Linked DNA regions of Homo sapiens: region 1 is linked to region 2. A link is a loop called in an ENCODE intact Hi-C map of the cell type or tissue named here. Cell type or tissue: HepG2. All regions are shown on one strand.

What was found. A loop is a pair of places that touch in the nucleus more often than their neighbours do. Peaks named below come from ENCODE experiments on the same cell type or tissue, not always from the same donor. Only the 100,000 strongest peaks of a DNase experiment are listed, where the experiment ranks them.
Region 1: a loop joins it to region 2, with 7 times the contacts of the local background. A loop is called at or near these places in 2 of 110 quality-filtered maps.

What each region holds. Positions count from the first base shown.
Region 1 is chr20:2,065,344-2,067,843 of GRCh38, reverse strand. No RefSeq gene overlaps it. Among named protein-coding and RNA genes, the nearest start is that of STK35, 35 kb to the left of the region's middle. In HepG2, no CTCF peak of the experiment used is centred here; a DNase peak (open chromatin) is centred at 1,183; H3K4me3 peaks cover 405 bases.
Region 2 is chr20:2,005,845-2,008,344 of GRCh38, reverse strand. PDYN-AS1 (PDYN antisense RNA 1) reads right to left here. Exons shown (of 4, transcript NR_134520.1): 4 at 828-1,413. Among named protein-coding and RNA genes, the nearest start is that of PDYN, 13 kb to the right of the region's middle. RefSeq lists a silencer at 2,128-2,422. In HepG2, a CTCF peak has its summit at 1,455 (motif pointing left); DNase peaks (open chromatin) are centred at 1,454 and 2,304.

The DNA of each region.
Region 1 (2,500 bases), 59 kb before region 2:
CCTGCACAAGTTTCTACTGGAGGATTTTTGCTCTGGTAAATTGTGATTCTATGTATCTGCCTCTCTTTCTCCAATTTAGAGGGCGGCAGTTTGTCCTATGATCTCAGTTCTCTGACAAATCTAAGAAGAGTTGTTGATTTTTCAGTTTGTTCAGTTTTTGGCTTGTTAGGATAAAATGACAACTTCCAACATCTCACATGTTGAACTGGAAACTGGAAGTCTGTGATTAAAGAAAATTTTTTTCATTGTGGTAAAATAGATAAGTTAAAATTTGCCACTTTAATCATCCTTAAGAGTTGAATTCAGTGGCAATAAATACATTCGCATTGTTGTACGACCATCACCGCCATTCATCTCCAGAACTTTTCTATCATCCCAACCTGAAACTCTGTACCCGTTAAACACTAATTCCCCATTAAGTAACTGCAAGCTTTTATATGATTGCTGATGCTGTCACTACTATGTAGTAAGCAATGGCAGCTCTTCTACTGGGATATTGGGCATCATTCTCAAGAACATATGTAGGGTGGGGCATCATGACATACTTTTGAGAAGGGAGCTAATGAGGTCAATGTGTGTGTTTTAGGGAGAAAAATCACTAATAGAGAGAAACTGTGGTGGAGCATGGTAGTGATGCTCCTTCAAGTCAGAGCTAAGCAAGCTGCCCTGAAAATTGGTCCTAAATGGAAACGTTTATCAAAGTAAATGTCTTGGCTCCACATTGACTTCATTTCACTGGTTTTGTTTTATTGTTTCATCTGCCCAGGAATGGAACCTTGAAACTTTTAGCGAGATGAATGGGAAGATTCCTTGTACTAATCTCATTTCCAAATGTAACTGGTGTCTGAATTATGAAGCTCTCTGCTTCCAAAGGCTACGTTAACAGAACCATCTATCCTCCTCTCCATGTAAGAGGTCCAGGGTGCCATTGTGATGCATGTTCATTATTGCAGCAATGGAGAAGTAATGGAGTTGGTACAACCTTTCAGAAGGCAATTTGGCAATATGTATCAAAATGTAAAATTTGCAGAACTTTCAGTTTAGCATTTCATTTCAAGGATCCCAAAGAAGTAATTGGACAAATGGTCAAGGGTGTTTGTATAAAGATGTTCAATGCAGCCTTGTTTATAATTGTGAAATATTGGAAACATTCTAAATGTTCAACAGTAGGGGACAAGGTACATTAGTTATCCACACAGTGGAATGTTTACTATGCAACTCACCAAAGATAAGGTGGAGCTGGAGGTAAGGAAAAACCTCCACAGTATTCAGGGATATCCTGCAGAATATTTCTCTGGTTAACATTTTCCCAGTGGAATCATTCTTAGTTTATAATACCCAAACTTGAGAGAATACACATCTCTCAAGAACAATGTCTTTTTTGGCAAATGCTTGCACAGGAAAAACATTTATATTCATATCCCTAAAACACAATAGAATATTTTAAAATTATCTTGGGGAAAAAGTTACTCATTATATCGCAAATAAGTTTAATGAAGCTTAGAATTACATATAGAAGGATAAAAATGCAACTGAGTGACCCAAACCTTCCAGTACCAAGGAGTCCTGGCTGATAAAGTGCAGTGGAAGTCACTGGATGAGACGTTCAGGGATGCTTTTATGGAAGGAACAGCCCCTGTTCCTTGCTTCTCTTTTGCCTTTTTGCCCCTTCCCCATTCTCCCTGTCTGGAACATGGAAGTGTTGTCTAGAGTGCAGCAAACAGCATACAGCCATGAGACTACAAAGCCTAAAGATGAGTCTTCACAGTGTGCAGAGGAAAGAAGGAAAGAGGAGGCATAAGGCATACCCAGCACTTCTTGTTACATAAGACATATACGCATTTTAGTAATTTATATCTTTTTTTTTTTTTGAGAAGAAGTCTTACTCTGTTGCCCAGGCTGAAGTTCAGTGGCGCAATCTTGGCTCACTGCAACCTCCACCTCCTGGGTTCAAGCTATTCTACTGCCTTAGTCTCCCAAGTAGCTGGCACTACAGGCATGCACCGCCACATCTGGCTAATTTTTGTATTTTTAGTAGAGACATCATTTCACCATGTTGGCCAGACTGGTCTTGAACTCCTGACCTCAGGTGATCCACCTACCTTGGCCTCCCAAAGGGCTGAGATTACAGGTGTGAGCCACTGCACCCAGCCGATTTATATCATTTTTTGGTCATAGCTTCTTCCATGTGCTTCTAAACATGATCCTGACACTGTGGTTATTATTTTCCCTTTTTTTAATTTCTAAAACAAAATTATAAAAATATATCATGAACTAATAACAAACAATACCTGAAGGAGTTAAATAGAAAGAAGTTTAAAAACACTGCCAGGGTCAGTGGCTTATGTCTGTAATCCCAGCAACTCAGGAGGCTGAGGTGAGAGGATCGCTTGAGGTCAGGGGTTTAAGACCAGCAACATAGCAAGACCCTGTCTCAACAAAAATAAAAATAAAAAATCAGTTGGGTGTGGTGCCACTTGCCTGTTCCAGCTACTTGTGA
Region 2 (2,500 bases):
GGTGTGGTAGTTTTCAAACTTGGCTGTAAATTGACACTCCTTCCACTTAGAGATGGGGTCTATGTCCCCTCCTCTCAATCTGAGTGGCCTTGTGATGGTTTTGACCAACAGAGTGCGAAGGAAGTGACACTATGTGACTTGCAAAGCTAGGTCATAAAAGGTCATGCAACTTCTGCCTGTTCACTGGAACACTAGCTTTTAGAATCCTGCTGGAGAGGCCAAGGTAAGGCATTGTAGCTGAACCCAGCCTTTGAGGCAACACTGCCTGGGACCATGTGAAAAAGTCTCAGGTTATTCCAACCCCCACCTATTTGAGTTTTCCAGTCTGAGACCCCAGACATCATGCAGCAGACACAGCCATACCTGTTATATCCTGTCTAAATTTCTGATCTAAGACTCTGTGAGCATAATCGAATGATTGCTTTGTTATCCCACGAAGTGTTAATGTGGTTTAATATGCAAGAATAGAGAGCTGAAAGAGTAGATATATTATTAGTATTCTCCCATCTTACAAATGAAGAAGCTGAGTTTCAGAAAGATTAAGCAACTAGATCCAGGCCTTGCAGACAGTCAATAGTAGAGCCACGATTGAATCAAGGTCTGGTTAATTGCAGAGCCTGCTCCCTTCTGATGATCCCGGGTGACTCCTACACTGAGTAGGGCTCCCTGACAAAAATCTCCCAAGCTCCCCCGTTACTGCTCTTCAATCTGGAGACCCACTTTGGTCAATCTAGATTTCAATGACTAGGATTTGATTACAGAAACAGCCTTCGTGACACATTTGATTTGCATTCTTTTCAAATAATTGAAAGACATTCACTCTGCAATCGCTTCTTTTCTGACTTTATTTTCCCCTCCACACCCACAGGCAGGAGCCAGATATTTTTGCCAAGCCTGACAAATCTGCTCCTCTCCCCACATTGCCCCCAGTGCACCAATGCCCACTAGTCCCCTATTAAATCCCAGTCAGGGTTGTGAGAAGGCTGATTCAGCTCCCTCTCCCCACCCCCTCAGAAGAGTTAGGGATGAGCAAATCACTTATTGGAGTAATTCTGGGAGCTGAGGCAGAGCCATGGCTGGAAGCCACCCACTAACAAGAAACCCAGGACATCAATCAGCCAAACTGATTTTTCCGCTGCCGCAGCCACTTAAACAGTTATCTTTGCTCGAGGCTTTGTCCAAAGTTACTCAATCAGTGGGTTCCTGGGCGATAAGTCACGGCAGCCTCACTGCACTGTCTCTGTGTCCTAGGGCTGCCTCTTTACTCACTTCTCGAGAGGGGTTGAAGTTCATTTTTTGCACTCTAAAAAGAAGAGCTCCTGCACTGCTTGCGCACATATTCTGGTTATAGCGGGAAGATGAAAAAGGATATTGAGGTCTGCTGGGATATCAATACGCTTCTCATTTGACGCCCTGCGGAGGCAAGGGAAGGATGTTTTAATTCATTTTATAGCGCCCCCTGCTGGTCGCGTGGTCCAGCTGCAACAAACGCATGATCCAAGCCTTCCGGGGAGCCCCTTATAAGCCATTTGTGGGGTGGGGAGGGGACCCATTAGCCACACAATCTCCTTTTCCATTTTACATATGGCAAAGTTGAGGCCAGAAAGAAAAACATGATTCCCTCAAGGTTGAATAGTGAGTCAGTGCTATTGTTAGAATCAGCCTCTCCCAAGCTGGCACCTTTTCTAGGCTCCGAGAGTGCCCAGCGCATAGTTAAGTGGCTCTGCTTGACAGCACAGCATGAAATTAGGAGGTCCTGGATTCAAACCTAAGCTCTGCCGCTTAATAGCTGTCACGAGAAGGGAGTTCTCAGAGACCCAGTTTTCTCATCTATGAAATAGGGGTAAAATAAAAATGGGTAAAATAGGATTTTGTGAGGATTCATTCATCCACACATTTATTAAAAACCTATTGAGTGTCTACTATGGGCCAGGCACCGTGCTGGGTACTTGCGGTATAATGGTGAATACAACATTGCAGTACCTGTTTTCTGCTTTTTTGTTTGTTTTTAGGGTGACAGTCTAATGAGAGTATTAGATAACATATGCAAATACACAGCATAAATTTAACAACTGTTGAGAAGGGAAACATTTTCCCTTTGATTCTCCACACTTTCCAAGTATCAGGAGGCTCGGGGCCTTGCCCCAGCTGTATCAGTTTAGGAATATTGATGACTCGAAGAGATTAAGTGATTTAAAGGTCAAGACCACATAAATCTCTGTATTCTTCAGTATGCCTGCCCCCAGGATGTGCTCAGTAAATATTTGTTTGGTTGCATGAATGTCCCACGTTCTGGCTTCCTCGCCTCCCCGGCTGCCAGCCAATCGCTGTCCGTGGTGCTGAAAAGCAAATTCCTGCTACCGAGCATGAGGCGGCGCAGGTGCTGAGGCAGAAAATGGAGCCCAGGGGAAGTGAATAAAGAGAGGAAGAATGAGCCAGCTTTTCACTGACTATTAGTGACATCTTCATTTTGCCATCTCTTGGAATCCAAAGCTAATAT